Regions from separate parts of the Homo sapiens genome. Here regions 2 and 3 are each linked to region 1. Evidence: read pairs that join two places in POLR2A ChIA-PET (ENCODE). Cell type or tissue: HepG2. All regions are shown on one strand. Each heading gives the region's core, and the rest is flanking DNA. Links, peaks and the distances in the headings are about the cores only. Region 1 holds the start of ACSL6-AS1 (ACSL6 antisense RNA 1). Region 2 overlaps FNIP1 (folliculin interacting protein 1). Region 3 overlaps RAPGEF6 (Rap guanine nucleotide exchange factor 6).

The links. Peaks named below come from ENCODE experiments on the same cell type or tissue, not always from the same donor. Only the 100,000 strongest peaks of a DNase experiment are listed, where the experiment ranks them.
Region 2: POLR2A ChIA-PET joins it to region 1 with 5 read pairs; 3 of 35 experiments call an interaction of 5 or more read pairs at or near these places.
Region 3: POLR2A ChIA-PET joins it to region 1 with 6 read pairs; 3 of 35 experiments call an interaction of 5 or more read pairs at or near these places.

Annotation. Positions count from the first base shown.
Region 1 is chr5:131,998,005-132,004,489 of GRCh38, forward strand. The region is part of intron 1 of ACSL6 (acyl-CoA synthetase long chain family member 6); the gene reads right to left. ACSL6-AS1 (ACSL6 antisense RNA 1) reads left to right here and starts at 5,569. Exons shown (of 2, transcript NR_183256.1): 1 at 5,569-5,807. RefSeq lists an enhancer at 3,750-4,345. In HepG2, for the core only: a CTCF peak has its summit at 5,295; DNase peaks (open chromatin) are centred at 3,937 and 5,447.
Region 2 is chr5:131,685,669-131,692,153 of GRCh38, forward strand. The region is part of intron 11 of FNIP1 (folliculin interacting protein 1); the gene reads right to left. Among named protein-coding and RNA genes, the nearest start is that of RAPGEF6, 54 kb to the left of the region's middle. In HepG2, for the core only: no CTCF peak of the experiment used is centred there; no DNase peak of the experiment used is centred there.
Region 3 is chr5:131,606,918-131,613,402 of GRCh38, forward strand. The region is part of intron 1 of RAPGEF6 (Rap guanine nucleotide exchange factor 6); the gene reads right to left. Among named protein-coding and RNA genes, the nearest start is that of RAPGEF6, 25 kb to the right of the region's middle. In HepG2, for the core only: no CTCF peak of the experiment used is centred there; DNase peaks (open chromatin) are centred at 3,004, 3,584 and 4,014; H3K4me3 peaks cover 1,266 bases.

The sequences.
Region 1 (6,485 bases), core at 1,015-6,014:
AGCCTAGGCCTTGGAGTCTGGTCTCATCTCATTATTTCACAGGGCCTTGGCCTCCTCTGACCTCCACACCTCTCTTTTGACCTGGGGTAGGGCTTGGTGGTCTCTAGGGTCCCAGCCATACTGCCTCCTTCCATACCCCAAGAGACTCTCTTGGCTGCAGCAGAGATGTGCATTGTGTGTGTGTCGGGGGCAAGAGGAGTGTGGACAGCACTCAAGGGAATCAGTGGTGCTGGTGTTGCCAGGTGAGTGACTGTGTTTGTAAATATTCACCTGGCAGGAGGACTCAGGCATGAACAAGCCACCTAACATGAACTAGCCACCTCCTCCTCTCTTCCTGGAATATCCGACATCTTTTTCTCCAGCACAGACCAGTTCAGAATACCAAGTGGTAGCTAAGGCTAAGGAAACTGGAACTTCCTCCCACCTCAGCATGGCCTCTGCTGATTTAGGGCAATCCAGCATGGGAGAGAACAGGAAGAAAGGGGCCCTGGTGGGAAATATGTTGGCTCCAATGTGGTGGGGTGGCAGAAGCAAAGCCCCAGAGCACAGTCACTGTGGAACTGGCCCTGGGGACCCTGACATGGCTCCAAGAACTCTCTGCTGGTCCAGCCTCCTAACCTCAATACTCTAGGCTTCATTGTCTAGCTGGATACCCGACCACTCCTCTCTACCCCAACGGCCCCAGGCCTGACAGCCACCACCAACCACAGCCCAGACTCCCATACCACCCTCTCCATAGGTCTCCTTGCTCTAACAGGTGCTTGCCCTGTTACCAAAGTTATTTCCTGATATGTAGATAGGATCATGTCATGCCACTGCTCAGAAACCTTATCTGGCTTCCTATTGCCTTAGGACCAGAGTCCAAACTAATGCTCACACTGAGGCTCTCCATGATCCTCGGATTCTTCCCTCCCCTTTGAATCACTCCAGCTTCCTCTGTATCAGCCTCTCTAATAGGGGTTCATATGATGGAGTTCTGGGCCTCTGCAAACTTCTGAGGTCTTCAAAACGGGTGGGGAAGCTCAAGCCCAGCCACCAAATCATCAAAGAATCTCCTCAACTCCAAGTGAAGAGCTCTGAAAAGAAAACTACAACCTCTCCCAGGGCCCAGGGACCCTAGCAAACGAGCTTGGGAGAGGACCCAAAGTGGGTATTCTGGGTATTCCGGTGCTGAACTGACCTGGGTCCAAATCATGACTCAGTCTCTTGATAGCTGTGTGGCCTTGGGCAGGTCACTTTGCCCCTCTGGGCCTCATCTCAAACAAGCTCATGGACAGAGAGTGCAGTGCCAGGCATGTAGTAAGGGAAACACTTAGTAGATAGCAAGTAGCTGAAGCAGTTACTCCATCTCTTTGCAAGCCAAAGGGGCTCAAAGACAACTTGCACAAGTAGATGCATTCACACCCTACCTTTCCAGCAGGCTCCTGGCACTGAGGAGGCGGCTGAGCTCGTCCCACTAGAACCAGCCTCCCTTTATAGGGCCTGTGGGGCCCAGGGAAAGAAGTTACCACATCTTGATCAAAGCACAAAAGTGGCGAAGGCCCTGCCCCGAGTCTGCCCTCCTGGGGACAGTCGATGGCAACAGCCGCCTGCTCTGAGAAGCCGGGTGGTGGTAGAGCCGTTAGCAGTGGTAGCACAGGCTCCCTGGTGGCTGTGGGAGCAGGTCTGGCAGGGAACAGGGCACACAGCAGTTCTGTAAGGAGTTGCTGGCCCCTCAAGGCCCCCGCCAGCCCCACCTCCATCTGCATGCAGGGCGGTGCTGGCTCAGATCAGCTCAGAGCCAAGCAACCCAGCCTTAACCCTCACCCTGCCAGCGTGCCAGAGCCTCAGCTTACACCCCCCTGCTTTTCCCCTCACCCCACCCTGTTTGCAGTTCTGAAAGGGAGTTTGCCAAGTGGGTTTCTTAAGAACAAAGTCTCCTTACACATCCATTTGAGACAATGATTAGGGCCAGGCCTTTGCTGTGGGCTTGGGACTGCAGTGAGCATGAGTTTATGTGTGTAGGGGGTGGGGGGTGACAGGAAGTAGTGGGGAGTAGGGGATGGGGATGCTAGCTCTCTGGCACTGAGGGCGACTGTACCATCTACCCGGGAGATTCTGCCTCCAGCCTCTCCCAGGGGCTGCCTCTGCTCCCCACCCCCACAAGGTCACAGCCAATCTACTTGGGAAGAGGAAAGAAATGGCACAGTTCCAGATAAAACATCTGCTTAGGGATGCTCTGGGGAGTGAGGACACTCTGGACCAAGGATCAGAGCCAGCAGGTGGAAGATAGTGGCTGATCTCCACCACAAGACCCCAGGGCAGCACACCAGCCCTGCTCTCATGCCTGCACTAAGAGATACTGTTGCCTAGTTTGCATGGGAATGGTCACCCTGGAGCCAGAACCCACACCCTTGCCTATTAGGACCGAAGCTGAGCTCTGAAGTCCTGCAGCACCTCTGCCAGACTGAGAGACTGAGGTCCCAGGGGCTCTCGGGGGTCTCACTACTGCAAGATCTGTGAGGCTTAGGGGTGTGGGTGGCTACTTCCATAGCATTTTCACTACTATTTCCATGGCTAACATGTGGCTGAGCACACAAGTATGATCACTGCGTATTTTGAATTGGACACTCATTCTGATCATAAGGTAGACAGCTAGACTCATGGTGGCACCTGCTAATAAGTAAAAGACAAGTCTAGGCCACAGGAGCCAGCTTACTACCACCCCCAGGCCCTACCCACATCAGGTGCTTCTGGGCAATTACGAGTCTGCCTGCACTGGGCCACTGTCCACCCAAATTTAACCCTGCTCCCTTGCTGCAAGAATGTCCCAGGACAGGACCCAGTGCTCTGAGCTCCCTCTTGAAAGCTGTTTGCCCAATTGCCTGGCAAGTCTAGAGCCCACAGGCTTGCAACACCTTCCCTGGAGCAGATAACAGCTTCCACTACTCACCCTACCATCTGGGTGAGCCATGAGAAGAGCGTCCTGCCTCAGCGACCCTCATCTGGAACTTGGCCCTAGCTTCCCCCAACCCACCCCGATTAAAATGAACGAATATCTGAGCACCCCCGATCAGCCCACAAAGTCACTTCACCTTTCTTCTAGGCAGGACCCTTACTTTTCTCCAAATATCTTCAGAGATGCTTTTAATATGAAAGCTTCCTTTAATGCTTCTCAAGGCAGCCTCTGGGGCAGGAAATCCAGTGGTCTGTGGGAAATCCCACAGAGTGCCAGAGGCATAGAGCTGAGGGAGTAGTTTCACCCCAAGCAGTGTGCAGCCCAGTTGCCAGGTTGAGAAATGCACAGCCTTCACCATCACACATGTACAACCCTGACCTGCAGAGGTGCAAACACAGCAGCGCACACTTGCCCAACACCTGCCCTCTCCACACAGGGATTCAAGCTTCTCTCTGCTGTGAGAGAAGGGTTTGCTCTCCATTTTCCTCTTGGGTTTTAATTAGATTCACAGAACCACATAAGACCAGGGCAGAAATGGAGCAAAGAGCCTCCCTGACTTGGGAATTGCCAGGTGGGACCCACTGTACATCCCCCATGAGATAGAGGCCCAGGATACGATACGGGGTTGCCAGGTTACATGGTGGCTCACCTGCCAAGCTTCCCCAAGGAGCCTGATCATAGCTCTGATGGTTCAATTAAGCCCCTTGAATGTAGAAAGGCCCAGCTAAGGCTGGCTGTGACTGAGTACTTTACAGAGCCACCTGTTGCAACTAGCCCAAGCTCACTGTGAGCATGCCTCCCTTTAGCAGCCTCCACTGCCCGCTGGCCTCCCCATCCTCATGACAGTACCTCTCAAAAATCTCACTCACCCTAAGCCCTGCTCAGGGAATGTGGGTCCACATTCCTGATGCTAGCACCAGGAAGCCAGGCACAAACAATGCTTTCAGGAACTTTAAAATATGAATAGCCTTGAGAACAGAGGAGCAAACAGATACACAGTGTCTTTCACACGCTCTGAGATAAACGTTGCCCTCACCATGAATTAGGCAGGACAAAGTTCTCAGAGCAAAGAGGGACAGCAGGGGCTAAAAAAACAGCAGTAGTCCCTTTGGAAATATTTACAGGGTATGATAACCAGGACTGATGGTGTGGACGAGTTCAGATCCTTCCACGCCAAGCCCTGGGACAGCAGGCAGGACCCTAGGAATACTGACCAGGGTCACCATCACCTCACAGGCACAGGGACACTCCCTGGCCAGGCCCTCCTGTGCAGGAAGCCAAATCCTGTGGCTGTAACACGATCCTTTGCCTTTCCGGCCATGTCCACGTTAGGACTGCTGGTGTCCCGGCCTCAGGAGCAATGATTCATTTCTGCCACTGGCTCAAACTTAGGACACACTGCAAACTAAGCTTGAACCAGTAAAGGGCATATGGGCTGCTCATGGCGAGGCCATGCACTCAGAGCTCAACTGCAGGTGGCTGGGGTACAAGCAGGATGGGATGCGACCTCCTCCAGCTAGAGGGAAGCTCCTTGAAGTAGGGAGGGTCCTGCCAATATATGGTTGGGGGTCACTGAGGTGGGGGGAGCAACAGAGGGATTTGCTTGCCTGCTTGTTCACTTAGGAGCCCTGCTGGTCTCCTGGGGACACGTGCTAGGGGAGAAATGCACAAAAGACAGAACCTGAGACATCCTTAGCCAGGGAGGGAGAACAAGGAGAGGATCCGAGCTGGGTGGGAAAGGGTAGAGAACAGGGCTATCGAAGAGGGACAGAAGTGGGTTGGTAAGTCACAGGAAGAGCCTGTAAGATGTTGGGGCCCCTGGCAGGAGCCCTCACACAGTGGCGGGAAGGAGGCAGAGGCCTGTCTGCACTGAGGACTGGGGCAGGAAGCTGAGGCTGGCAGGATGGCACTTAGCTATGGGAGAAAGGAAAAAGATGGTGATGGGTACTGTATATCTGCCTCATGCCTTCAGAGTCACAGCCCACAAGCTAATGGCACTCAGCCCTGGGGATGCAAAAGTGCCCCAGGCAAGCTGTGCTCCTACATCCTTGGCAAAGGGATTGCTGCTGCAGCCAGGATCCGGCATGGCTCCTTCACCTACCATTCCAGAGTCACTGAATTTTTTTGTAGACTAGAAAGTGAGCAAGACAAAAAGAGTTTTGCCCTTGGTTAAGGGCACATTTTCTGGCAAATTTGGTAAATAGCTGAATATTCTGGCATCCCCATAGTCTGACAAAATTCCTCTTCTGAATGCCTCAAGAAGAAACAAATCTGAATTTCCTCCAGTTTAGCAAAAGGCTGTGCTGGTCAACGGGAATCTGCCACCTCCTGAATCCCCCCTCTGGAGGTCAGGCGGCACAGCAGCTGCAGCCTTAAGCTGCTCTCCCTCCGGCAGCAAGCGGTCAAGTTCTGCTGTTGGCCTGTGAGAGCCTACAGTGTCCACAGAGTTAACATTAGACTGGAGCGGCCCAGCCCTCAGCGGGCAGGAGCACTGGGAACTCAGGCCTCCTTTTCAAGGCCAGGATGAATGGGAAATATGCAAATGGCCGCCTCCCAGGAGCGGCAGGGGAGGGCCTGCTGCTGGCAGGAGGGCATCACTCCACTTGGGTCTGTCACATGAAAGGGTTTGTATTCCTGCCGCTGGCCGGCTCCTGGCCAGGCTGGGGCTGTTCTCACCAGAAAACAAAAATGTCTTTCAGACCAAAGCAAAACGAGGCCCCAGCTGGCCCAGGCAGGCCATTGGGCGTTGTTCACACTGACCCACTATGAACACCAATCACTGGGGCTCTCACTTTGCACCCACTGGAAGGAACCCATCATCTTTGGAGACGGAACTGGAGGCCTCGGTGGCTGCTGAGGAAAGCACTACGTAAGTTCGGGGGGATGGAGGTGGGATCCAGAAAGAGGGTCAGCCCCCTCTGAGGCTCTGTTGGTTTTGTGCTTTTCGAAAACAGTAGTGGCGGAATCTGGAGTAGCACCCTTTTTTTGGATAAGGAAACTTCAGTTATTCTCACAGTGTTGATGGTAAACATGGAGAAAGAAATGGGAAGAAAAAAGTGCTGGTACACAAGAAGACCCTGCAGTGCACAGAGAGGACTTTCAATAATGGAGGGCACGTGTGTCCTCTGCCTGGTGCCCACACTCCTGCTGCCACAAGTGCCCTCGAGTGGGAGGTGGGGATAAGGGCAGCCCAGAGCCCCATGTGCGGGATCACTAGCTTCCAGGGCTGGGGCTCCTTCTTCAACCAAGGCTCCATGCCAAGGTCAGGCTTCTATCCTTTTTTTTTTTTTTTGGCTGACTTTCAGCAGCCAGAACACTGCTTCTCTGACACCCCATGGTCACCAGGAGCTGCCTATTAACCACAGCACAGACCTTGTGCCCTGTGGAGCATGGATGCCACTCAGACTCCCACTACCAGGAGAAATAGCACAGCAAGATCTCAAGCACACATGTGGCCGTTGAGCCTGAGAGGACATCTAGGACAAAACCACTTTGGAGTTGATTTTGAACCAACAGGTGGGTTGGTGGATGCTCCACAGATCTCCTG
Region 2 (6,485 bases), core at 431-5,430, 310 kb before region 1:
ATCTCAAACTCCTGACCTCAGATGTTCCACCCTCCTCAGCCTATCAAAGTGCTGGGATTACAGGCGTGAGCCACTGCACCTCGCTCCTTAAGAATCTTTGAGTAAGCTTTCAAGCAATCCTGCCTCACTCCAGTTAAAAAAAAAAAATTCCAACTGTAGATTAAATTTAGACAAATACAAGGCTATAACTTTTCATAGTTCTCAAATACTACTTATATTCATAAGAGGCCTATTTTATAGGTAGAGAAACCACTCTAGTTGTGTGTATGTGTGTGTTTGAATTGTGGTTAAGTTCAATCTTTCAGCTATGTAAAGAGCACAGGCACTGGTGGCACATGCACTGGGCTACAAGGGAATGTATACAGAGTAAAGCTGTCATAAACCATTAGGGATAATAAATAACCAATTTTACCCAATTGATAGTATTTTAGCTTATCAGGATATTAGGTTCAAAATGTCCTGATTTCAATAAAACACACAGACACCTTCGTTTGCATATATAATCACTCTGAAGAATCAGAAATTGCTCTTTATTTCAATACAAAACTGCTCTCAAATGCTGACTCTGACATCCCTGCTAAGAGTTGAACAGTAATTGTGTAAGACAAGGCTTATAGTTCCATTATAGTAGTGCAGAAGAAAGACACAATTTGGTAATTTTTCTCCTTGAAAAGAGTTTTGTCCTTTTTTTAAAGAGATGTGGTCTCACTTTGTCACCCAGGCTGAAGTGCAGTGGCACAATCATAACTCACTGCAACCTTGACTACCTAGGCTCAACCAATCCTGCCAAGCTTCAGCCTCCTAAGTAGCTGGGACTACAGGTGCACGCCACTTGAGCCTGGCTACTTCGAAAATTTTTACTTTAGAGATGAGGTCTTTTATTGATTTTAAATTTTGTGGGTACACTGTAAGTGTAATATAAATTATGGGGTACAATGTGTAATAATCATATCAGGATAAATGGGGTATCCACCATCTTAAGAATATATCCTTTGTTACCAACAATCCAATCATACTCTTTCAGTTACTTTAAAATGTACAACTAAATTATTATTGACTATAGTCACCCTGTTGTGCTATCAACAGACACAGGGTCTTGCTTTTTTTGCCCAGGCTGGTCTCAAAACTCTAAGCAATCCTCTCACCGTGGCCTCCCAAAGTGCTGCGATTACAGGCATGCGCCACCAAGCTTGGCCCCTGAATAAAGTTTAAGCTAGTTATTACCAAAAGAGTTTGTGAAATGTAGATGCTAGCCCCATACCTACTAAACAAACTCTAAGAGTTTGGGAAACAGTTTTCATTATACTTCTCTAGTGACAGCAGTATCTGAATGGTTTTTTTTTCCTTTCTCAAAAAAAAAAAAAAAGCATAGGTTTATGATGTAATTTAAATTCCAAAGAAAAGTCTAGATCAATTTAGGTTGTGGTTTGTTTGGCTTTTTTTTTTTTTTCCTTTGAGACAGGGTCTTGCTCTGTCATGCAAGCTAGAGTGCAATGGCACAATCTCGGCTCACTGTAACCTCTGAATCCCAGGTTCAACTGATCCTCCTGCCTCAGCCTCCCCAGTAGCTAGGATTACAGGCATGCACCACCAATCCTGGCTAATTTTTGTATTGTTTGTAGAGACAGAGTTTCACCATGTTGCCCAGGCTGGTCTTGAACTCCTGGACTCAAATGATCCACCTACCTTGGCCTCACAAAGTGCTGGGATTACAGGCATGAGCTACTATACCTGGCCCAATTTCAGTTTTTAACTCAACAAAGTTTTAAATCTTACTTCAGTTCAATGTATTCTTACATTAAAATATTGATTTAAAAATATGTGAACTTCCAATTTCAGCTTTGACCTGCAAAGAGCTTGGAAGTCATTATTCTTGTTCTCAGAACAAGGGAAAAACTGAAGGAACTGAAAAATCAATGACTTTTCTTAGTTACATCACCAAACTGCGGACAGAGGGAAAACCATCACTCTGAAAACTGAAAAAATGGGTAAATACAGAGAATGACAACTGAGATCAAGTTACCTGAAGCAGAAGCCTTTGGAGCCAATAACCAGCAGGAACACTTAAATAGTAATTGACTAACTGCTGAAGAATGAGTGTGAATTCCTCTCAGTGACAAAAACTCCTAGGGACCTAGTCTTAGGGAGACCTCCCCACTTTCATGGGATACTACCATATTTTCATGGTGAAAATCAGAGAAACATCTGGCTATGGTTCGGACAGAGGTAGTGACAAAGTAACAGTTTTGAAATATTCCTAGAACATTCTCCAAAACAAAGGTCTGCCCTCCAAATAAAACTATTTTACCAGAGCCTTATCTGACTTGAGAGAGAAGCAGCCTTCCTCGCTGGCCTCTGGAAAGAAAAATAGGTGGCAGGGAGAGGGGATGGCTAAGAAATACTTCCAAAGGTCACATCCCAGAAATTCAGACTAAAAAAAAAAAATCAGATTTAATTTTAAGATTACAGAACATTTCCCCTTCCTCTCTCCAACACCTTACTTCCATATCAACATAGCTCCAGTGTAACAAATGCAGATTACAACTAAAAGAGCTGCAGGACACAGAATCTATTCAAAGAAGTAGTTCTTGGGGAAAACCAAAGAAAGAGGAGTTTAAAATAAAAAAAAAAAAAAGGAAACTATGGGAAAGTGAGGCTTCTGGCACCTACAACTAACATTACAGCAAACATTAAACACATCTAAGGCTCCTAGCTAGGTTAATATAAAACTTCATACTAAAATCTTATTAAACTCAGTTCCTATATCCTAATACATCATATATAGCTATCAATGAAAAATTAGAAAGCAACAAAAACTAGTCTGAACAAAGAAAGCATCAGAATCAAACTCAAATTTGGCAAAGATTTTAGAATTATCAGAATGGGAATTGAAAATTATGATAAATATGTTTATTTTATATAATATATATGATTATTGTTGCTCTGATGTTTAAAATAGACAACATGCAAGACCAAATAATGCAACAGCGAGATGGAAAGTCATTTAAAAAATCAAAAGGAAATGCTAGCAATTAAAAAAAAAAAAAAAAGGAGCAGGAATGAAGAATGCTTTTGATGGGCACATCAGCAGACTGGACATGACCAAGGAAAGAATCAATGAACTTGAAGGTATGTCAATAAAAATTCCGAAACTGAAAAGCCAAGAGAATAAAGGATAAAAAATAATATCCAGGAGCTGTGGTACAATTACAAAAGTATACATGTAATAAATACAAAATGGAGAAGTAAAATATATGAATAATAGCTTCGAATTAAAAAAAAATTAGTAACAGACAACAAACCATAGACGCAGGAGGCTCACAGAACACCAAGCAGGATAAATACCAACAAATCTACTCCTATATATATCATACTGAAACTGCAGAAAACCAAAGACAAAATCTTAATGGAAGTAAGAAGGACAAAAACAACCTTACCTATAGAAGAGTAAGAACTGCATTAGAGTTCTTGTTAGAAACTATGCAAAAAAAAAAAGAGACTGGAGAAAAATGGTTAAAACATTGAAAGAAAAACAATAACCTAGAATTCTGTATCCAGCAAAATAATTCAAAAGGAAAAGAGAAAGACTTCCTCAGACCAAAACTGACAGATTTGATGGCAGAAAAAAATGACATTTAATATATGTTGAAAGATATTTTTCAGAGAAAACAGGTTAGAAATGCAAATCTACATAAAAAGAGTATCCAAAAAGTAATAAATGTAAAATAAAGTCTTTCATTTTCCTTATTCTAAATTGACCTAATAGAAAAATAATTGTTTAGGGTAATAAAAATGACAATATATTGAATGATCATAGCTAATGGAAAATTAAATTGAATGACAGCAATGTTATAAGGGATGTGATGTGAGGGAGAAATTGGAATATTTTGTTATGAAGTATGTGCACTCCCTGTGAAGCAGTACATGGTTATTTGAAAGTTGTAAATGTGTATTGCCAACTATAGGACAAACACTAAAAAGTGAAGTTTTTAAGAAATATAAATGACATGCTAAAAGAGGAGAGAAAAATGGAAGCGTTTAACTGCTTAAAACCAGAGAAGACATAAAAAGAGGAGGATAAAAACATAAAGTGAAATAAATAGAAAACTATTACAAATATGATAGATATTAATCCAACTATATCAATTATCACTTCAAATGTGAGTGGTCTTAATACACCAGTTAAAAGGCAGAGAACCAACTTTATGTTGTCTACAAGAAACCCATTTTAAATATAAAGTCAGAGATAGATTAAAAGTTAAGGTATAGAAGCCGGGTGCAGTGGCTCACGCCTGTAATCCTAGCACTTTGGGAGGCCGAGGAGGGTGGATCGCGAGGTCAGGAGATCGAGGCCATCCTGGCTAACACGGTGAAACCCCATCTCTACTAAAAATACAAAAAAAAATTAGCCGGGCATGGTGGCGGGTGCCTGGAGTCCCAGCTACTCAGGAGGCTGAGGCAGGAGAATGGTGTGAACCCGGGAGGCGGAGCTTGCAGTGAGCCAAGATCACGCCACTGCACTCCAGCCTGGGTGACAGAGCAATACTCCATCTCAAAAATAAAATAAAATAAAATAAGATAAAATAAAATAAAAGTTAAGGTATAGAAAAAGATATACTACATTAACACTAACCAAAAGAAAGCTGGAATAACCGATAAGGTTAGGCTTTGTGTCCCTACCCAAATCTCATCTTGAATTGTAAGCCCATAATCCCCATAATCCCCACATGTCAAGGGATCAAGACCATGTGGAGGTATTTGAATCACGGAGGCGGTTTCCCCCATGCTGTTCTTGTGATAGTGACTGAGTTCTCATCAGATCTGATGGTTTTATAAGGAGCTCTTCTTTCCCCTTCGCTCGGCACTTTTCCTTCCTGCTGCCTTGTGAAGAAGGTGCCTTGCTTCCTCTTCACACTCCGCCATAATTACGAGTTTCCTGAGGCCTCCACAGCCATGCTGAACTGTGAATCAATTAAACCTCTTCCCATTATAAATTACCCAGTCTTGGGCAGTTCTTTATAGCAGTACGAAAATGGACTAATAGCCGTGTTAACTTCAGACAAAGCAGAGGTCAGAACAGTGAAAATTATCAGAGATAAAGAGGGGCACTTCATAATGATAAGGAGCTAATTTTCCAAGAAGACATAATTATCCTTAATGAATTTGCAGTTAACAAAAAAGCATCAAAGTATGTGAGGCAAAAACAGAGCTGCAAGAAGAAATAAATCCACTATTTTCCTTAGAAACTTCAACACTCCTCTATCAGTAAATGACGTATCCATCAGGCGGAAAATTAGTAAGGATATAATAGAGCTGAACAGTACCATCAGTCAACTGAATCTAATTAACATTTATACAATACCTCATCCAAAAACAGGAGAATACACAATCTTCCCATGCTGACAGGGAACATTTGCCAAAATGGACCACATTCTAGGCCATAAGACACACCTTAGCAAATTTAAAATAATACAAATCATACAATGTATGTTCTCAAATCACAAACTAGAAATCAGTAAGAAAAAGATAACTGGAAAATCCCCAAATACTTGGAGATTGAAAACATGCATCTAAATAACACATAGGTCAAAGAAGACATCTTGAAAGAAATTTTAAAATATTTTGAACTAAATGTGAATTCAACTTATCAATACTTGTGAATGCAGCAAAAGGAGTGCTTAAAGGGAAATTAATAGTATTGAATACATATATTAGAAAAGAAGATCTAAAATCAACGATCTAAGCTTTAATCTTAGGAAACTAGACAAACAGCAACATAAAACTAAAGCATTCAAGAGATAAGGAATAGTAAAATCTAGAGCAGAAATTATTGTAATTGAACAGAAAATAGAGAATATCAACAAAACCAAACGCTGGTTCTCTGAAAAGATCAGTAAAATTGTTAAGCCTTTATCAGGAAACCAAGAAAAACACAAAAAGACACAAATTATAAATAACAGAAACAAAAGAGGGGTATCACTATAGATACTATGAACGTTAAAAGGATAATTAAGGAATTATATGAACAAGTCTATGCCCACAAATTTAGATGAAATGCATCAATTTTTTGAAAAACACACACTGCCAAAACTCACATAAGGAGAAATAGATTAACTTGAATAGCCTATGTCTACTTAAAAAATTGAATCAATAATTATCTACTCCTGGCAAACAAAGAATAAAGGGGAACTACCTCAACTTGAAAGAATATCTACAAGAAACCTACAGCTAACATCATACTTATGGTGAGAGACTGGATGTTTTTTTTCCTATGACTGGGAGCAAGGTCAAGATGTGTCCTCTCACAACTCTCATTCAATATCATACTGGAAGTTATAGCTAGGGCTGTAAGAAAGACACAAAGATACAAAAAAGAGGGAAGGAAGGAAAGAAGGAAGACAGAAAAAGTATACATGTGGAAAGGAAATAAAACAGTCTTTATTTGTGGAAGACGATTTTCTATATAAAAAGTTTCAAAGAATCAA
Region 3 (6,485 bases), core at 902-5,901, 390 kb before region 1:
ATTGAGGCTCTACGGGGTAAAAGCACCAACCACTCAGCCAGAACCTGCTGAATGTAGGTAATAAAGAGAGTCATGGCAAAAGTGTGGCTCACAGTGGGTCCACTGAGTCTGCAGATCCACCTAATAATGGTCATTCCCCACTCCCTCAGTTTATAATTAGAATTTATATACTTGGCAGTTAGAATACCCTAAATAATGGGTCCATGACCTGTGTGGTAAAAGCCGTCACAATGGAAAAAGCCAAGTGGAAACCTCTGCCCCATTCCCCAGAACAAGACAGTAAATAAAAGACTATTTCTTCCAGAGGGGCACAGAATAAAGACTAGTGCCACCAGTAAAGACTCAGAAGTACGCAGAGGTAATAGTTTCTATTGTATTCTATTTAATTTATGGAGAAAGCAGACAGATCCTAAAAAATGACTGTGCAGACTACCACAGAATGAACCAAATTCTAGCCCTAATCACAGCCTGCAGTCTCAGCCATAATATTGCTGCTGAAGCTGATTAAGCCTCAAATACTGATGTGGTGTTACTTTCCATTACTTTACTTTCCATTCCAATTAGAAGATCAGAAAAAAATCTGCATCCATGCAAGGCAATATTAACTTACAGTTTTATCTTAGGACTCTTAACTCTTCCGCTCTCTGTCATAACACAGTCAGTGGGGGTTGGGTGGGGGACAGACATCTAAACCTCCTGATCTATTTACATATATTACATCATGCTGATTGGACAGAATGAATAAAAGAATAGGCTAGAGGTGACTGGTACCCTTAGAGTCCTTGGTAACACACATGCGGCTCCAGAAAATGGGAGATAAACACTATGAAGACTCAAAAGATATGCCATTTCAGTGAAGTTTTTCGGGATACAGTGGTTGGGGGCACGTCAGGACACCTCCTGCAATGTCGAAGTGACTTTGGCTTTAGGTCAAGATAAAATAAAAGAAACTAGACTTACTCTTCACCTAAAACAACTAAAAACAACAACAAAAAAGACAAATATATAAAACGTTTTTCATAAGATAGGACATCCGGAAATATCTAAAGTGAAGTAAAGATCCACCTGAAAAAATCATTGTAGTAGTCCTGAACTAAGACTGATTCTTCCCATCTTGGTGATATTTAGCAACGTCTGGAGTTATTTTAGGCTGTCACAATTTTGAGGGAGTGGTGCTACTGGCATCATGTAGGTAGAAGAGATACTGCTAAACATAGCCATGCCCATTCATTTACCTATTGGCTATGGCTCTTTTCATGCTATAAAAGCAGAGTTAAGTAGTTGTAAGAAAAATCATCTGGGCCACAAAACCTAAAACATTCACTATTTGGCCCTTTATAGAAAAAGTCTGTTAACCCTGGATAAGAATGTCTATATTTTAAATCTTATCAGTTATGAAATGCTGGGAACATTCCTGAAATCCAAGTTCCCAGATGCCAGCCGCCAAAAAAGACTACTTTACAAATAGGTCTTCCTAAGGACAGCAGTCTCAGATCTGTTCTATTAACTCTTTTTTTGACAGGCTATGTTGAAGTCACATTCAGGAACAGCCTTAAAAGAAAGAGAAAAGGAAAAATCTCCTCAATGGGTAGAGTTGTGAGCAGTAGATATGGGTCATGCCAAAGGATAGCAGCTGCTATGGTTTGGATATGGTTTGTCCCTGCCAAAACTCATGCTAAAATTTGATCCCCAATGTAGCAGTGTTAGCAGGTAGGACCTAGCAAGAGCTGTTTGGGTCATGCGGGTGGATCCCTTGTAAATAGATCAATGCTTGTCTGAGGGGGTAAGTGAGTTCTCACTCTCACAGAAACCAATTGGTTCCCCCGAGAGAGGGTTGTTAAAAAAAGTCTGGCTTCCTTGGTTTCTCTCTCTTGCTTCCTCCCTTACCACGTGATCTCTTTTTTTTTTCGCAGCATCAGCATGGCTCACTGCAGCCCCAACCTCCTGGGCTCAAGCAATCGTCCCACCTCAGATTCCTGAGTAGCTGGGACTACAGGCACATGCACACAACACCATGCCCATTTAGTTTTATTTATTTATTTATTTTATTTTCTGTAGAGACAAGGTCTTGCTTTGCTGCCCAGGCTGGTCTCGAACTCCTGGGCTCAAGCAATTCTGCCTTGGCTTCCCAAAGTGCTGAGATTACAGGCGTGAGCCACTGCGCCCAGCCTGCCATGTGATCTTGCACACACTTGCTCCCCTTTCACTTTTTGCCATGAGTAGAAGCAGTCTGAGGCCCTCATTGGATGCAGGTGGCCAATCTAGAATCTTCCAGTCACCAGAATTGTGAGCCAAATAAAGCTCTTTCTTTATAAATGACCCAGCCTCAAGTATTCTGTTATAGCAACACAAAACAGACAAGACAGTGGCCCAAGGTGAAAATATATGTAAATTCCAGTGCATGGATGTCTGGTCAGGGGTCTAGAAGGAAAAAGACAAAAAGATCAGGGACAAGGAGGGATAGGGTAAAGACACAGGATGGAGACATGGGAATGGGCACAAAGTGTATAAAGTTTTCTGTATTCCACACTAATGCCCACCAAAAGGCATTAAACATGGAAGAGGCACTGAACAACCATGAAGATAAAAAAGGATATCCCAGAACTGGCACAATTAATAGATGATTAGACTGACCACAATGACACTAGATAGAGGCTACACATGTGTCCAACAATATAAACTTCCACTTATCAAGGTCTGTCTAGCTACTGCTACTTCTGAATGTCCAACCTGTCAGCAACAGAGACCAACCGTATGAGTTCCTGATATGATCCTATTATTCAAGAAGAGCAACCAGTCATTTGATAACAAGTAGACTATATATGGTGTCTCTCATCCCAGAACGGCCAGTAGTTCATTTCACAGTGATAGATATCTATATTCTGGGTTTGGGTTTATCTTACTTACCTCAGAGGTTCAGCCAGGATCATAATCCAGGGGCTTCCAGAATGCCTGAACCACAGGACTAGAATCCCACATACCAGAGTCCAACCAGTGGACCCAATTCAAAGCAAACACAGGAGTATGATCACAACCTTGGGACCACTAGTCATATCACATACCACACAATCCAGAAGCAACTGGCCTCACAGAACGCTGTAATAACCTTATAAAGGCATAGCTGAACTTTCAGCTTAAAGGCAATAATGTGAAATAATGGAATGACACCTTTTAATATGAAGATACATCAAACCACAGACCTCTATATGGAGCAGTGTATACAGCAGGAAGAACAGATGGGCCTAGAAACAAATGAGTAGAAGCAAGAGTCACCCATTTATCATTATTCCCAATGAGCCACAAAGGGATTTTGTACTTCCCATTCCTACAGCTATGGACTCTGCATGTTTGCAGGTCCTGGTTCCAAAGGCCTATACTCTTGCCAGGCAACAGTACAAGAGTCTCAGTGAACAAGTTTACAGCTGCCACCAGGGCACTTTAAACACCAGGGCCCAAGAATCAGCAGGTAAGAAGAGTTGCCATTTTGGCAGGGATAACTGATCCTGAGCAGTAGGTGGACGCAGGGCTGCTTTTATGTAATGTGAACAGAGAGGAATGTGTGGAATCCACATGACTCGCTTGGTTATTCCTTTACCTCACTGTAACTGTAAACGGATATATATCCCAGCATTAGCCTGAGAAGAATGATTACCAAGGGTTCAGACATTTCAGGAAAGAAGGCTTGAGTCATACCAACATATAAGCCACTGAGACCTGCAGAGCTGATTATGTGAGGAGAAAACAAAATGCATAGTGGAGGAGAGAGGATAAGTACCAGTTGCAACCCCGAGATCAACCATACAGGGGCTATAATTCTTCCCACCACCATCTCTTGTCTAAGTTTCTTCTCAGGAAAAGAAGCTCATTGAGAGCCATGGAGGAGCTGCTCCCTGAACTTCAAACCTATGTGAAGAAGTAGATTTGTGTGGTGCAAAGTGTAAGCTCAGGTGGCCTTGAAAATATGCCTCTCAGATTCCAAACTACAGGGAGTGTATTTGAACAAAATCCCTATTACGGGGCTCTGTAATTTATCAACATGTTTGAACTGGGGCCCAGCTTCCCATGCGATACTCCCAATCAATAACTGAGCCTGGTAAAAATACTAAGGAATGCCTGTTCTGGGAGACTCAGGAATACTCTGATGGGTTCAAGGATTCTCCTTCCACCTTGCTAAACCACTGTTACAGTGCAGTCTAAGGCTCTTCCACTCAAACTTCCTTTCGTCTCTCCTTCACAAATGTCACATGAGCATTCTGGTGTGAATGCTCTACCAACTCTCTCCATTTTTGCTCAGAGGCATTTTCCCTAATAAATTCCTTGCATGTCTAATATTGTTGTGACAACTGCTTCTAACAGAACCCAGACTAACACGAACACTTTGTAGTATTCAGTAAATAAATTTTCTATACTTTTTGTTGGATTTATTCTTAAATATTTAGTTTTCTAGTATTTTTAAATAATGTCATGTTTGGCTGGGTGTGGTGGCTCACACCTGTAATCCCAATACTTTGGGAGGCCAAAGTGAGTGGAGATCAACTCAGGTCAGGAGTTCGAGACCAGCCTGGCTAATATGGTGAAACCCCGTCTCTACTAAAAATACAAAAATTAGCTATGTGTGGTGGTGCATGCCTACAATCCCAGCTACTCAGGAGGCTCAGGCACAAAAATCACTTGAACCTGGGAGGTAGAGGTTGCAGTGAGCCGGGATCATGCCACTGCACTCCAATCTGCGTGACAGAGTGAGATTCTTGTCTCAAAAAGAGTCATTTTTTAAACTAGAGGCTTTTTGGTTTATTGCTGGTTTACATAAATCAATTGATTCTATATAATAAACTTGAGTCCAACCATCTTGTTAATAAATTCACTTAATTTTCAGAGTTTGTAGATTATTTTTGATTCTCTGCATATACAATGGCCCTGCCTATGAATACAGTATTATTTCTTTCTTCCCAAATTATACACTTTCCCCCATTTTTTCATGCCTTATTATGTAACAATAGCCGGAGTAAGTGTGGCCATATAGAGACAGTCCCCATCTTACAATGGTTCGACAAGATTTCCTGACTTTACAATGATGCAAAAGCGATATGCATTCAGTGGACACTGAATTATGTTTCTGTCTTGTTTTGCTTTTAGAGACGGGGTCTCACTCTGTCACCCAGGCTGAGTGCAGTGACGGCAATCATAGCTCACTGATGCCTCGATCTCCAGGACTGAAGCAATCCTCCCACGTTGGCCTTCCAAGTGGCTGGGACTACAGGCGTGCACCACCATGCTCAGCTAATTTTTTTTTTTTTTTTTTTTTTTTTGGTGATGACAGCCTGGGAAACGATAATTTGAATATCCATTCAATCATTCTGTTTTTCACCGTTTTCTGTACAGTATTCAATAAATCATACCAGATACACAACACTTTATTATAAAATAGGCTTTGCGTTAGATGATTTTGCCCAACTGTAGGCTAATGTAAGTGTTCTGAGCATGTTTAAGGTAGGCTAAGCTATGATTTTTGGTAGGTAAGGTATATTAAATGCATTTCTGACTTACAAGATTTTCAACTTACCATGGTTGTATTATGATATAACCCCATTGTAAGTCAAGGAATGTCTGTACTACAAACACGGCTGCCTGGGCCCCAACCACTGAGTTAGGTGTAGGCAGGCAGGCACTCACAAAATGTCTATCCTGTGGAAATGTGCTTGTAATTTTTGACAAGACAACTTGTTCTGGTGGCAAACAAGTTCTGAAAATTGTAATACACAAAAGTTAGGTTATGGCAAACAGAACTCCCATAACTTGACTTACTCCATGTGGGTAGGCTAGTGTTACAGGGAACCAGAATTTTCTAAGACTCTCAACTAAACTTATATCATATAATTTTCTCCTTTCTCAAGTTACAGGACATCTTCGGCACATCATTAACAATGCCATGAATATATGAGAAAGAATTAGAAATTAACTTTTCAATGTTAAAGTCTGAAAGAGAATTTCACTCACAAGTTTGAGATATACATGTATCTTCAGTTCTCTGCCTAAAGAGAGACTAATAAGGTTTATCACTTTAAATCTGAAAAGCCCCTCCTCAAAGAGCTTCAAATATTTGTTTGTAATCTCCTTATTTTAAAGGGACAATTTGGACAAATGAACATGTAGTCCTTCACAACATCTGTAATGTTGACTGCATGACCCTGAACTAAAATATCAGCATTATGGCCAGGTGTGGTGGCTCACGCCTATAATCCCAGCACTTTGGGAGGCCCAGGCAGGCAGATCATGAGGTCAGGAGATCAAGACCATCCTGTCTAACACGGTGAAACCCCGTCTCTACTAAACATACAAAGAATTAGCCGGGCATGGTGGCGGGCGCCTACAGTCCCAGCTTCTTGGGAGGCTGAGGCAGGAGAATAGTGTGAACCCAGGAGGCAGGGCTTGCAGTGAGCTGAGATTGCGCCACTGCACTCCAGCCTGGGCGACACAGCGAGACT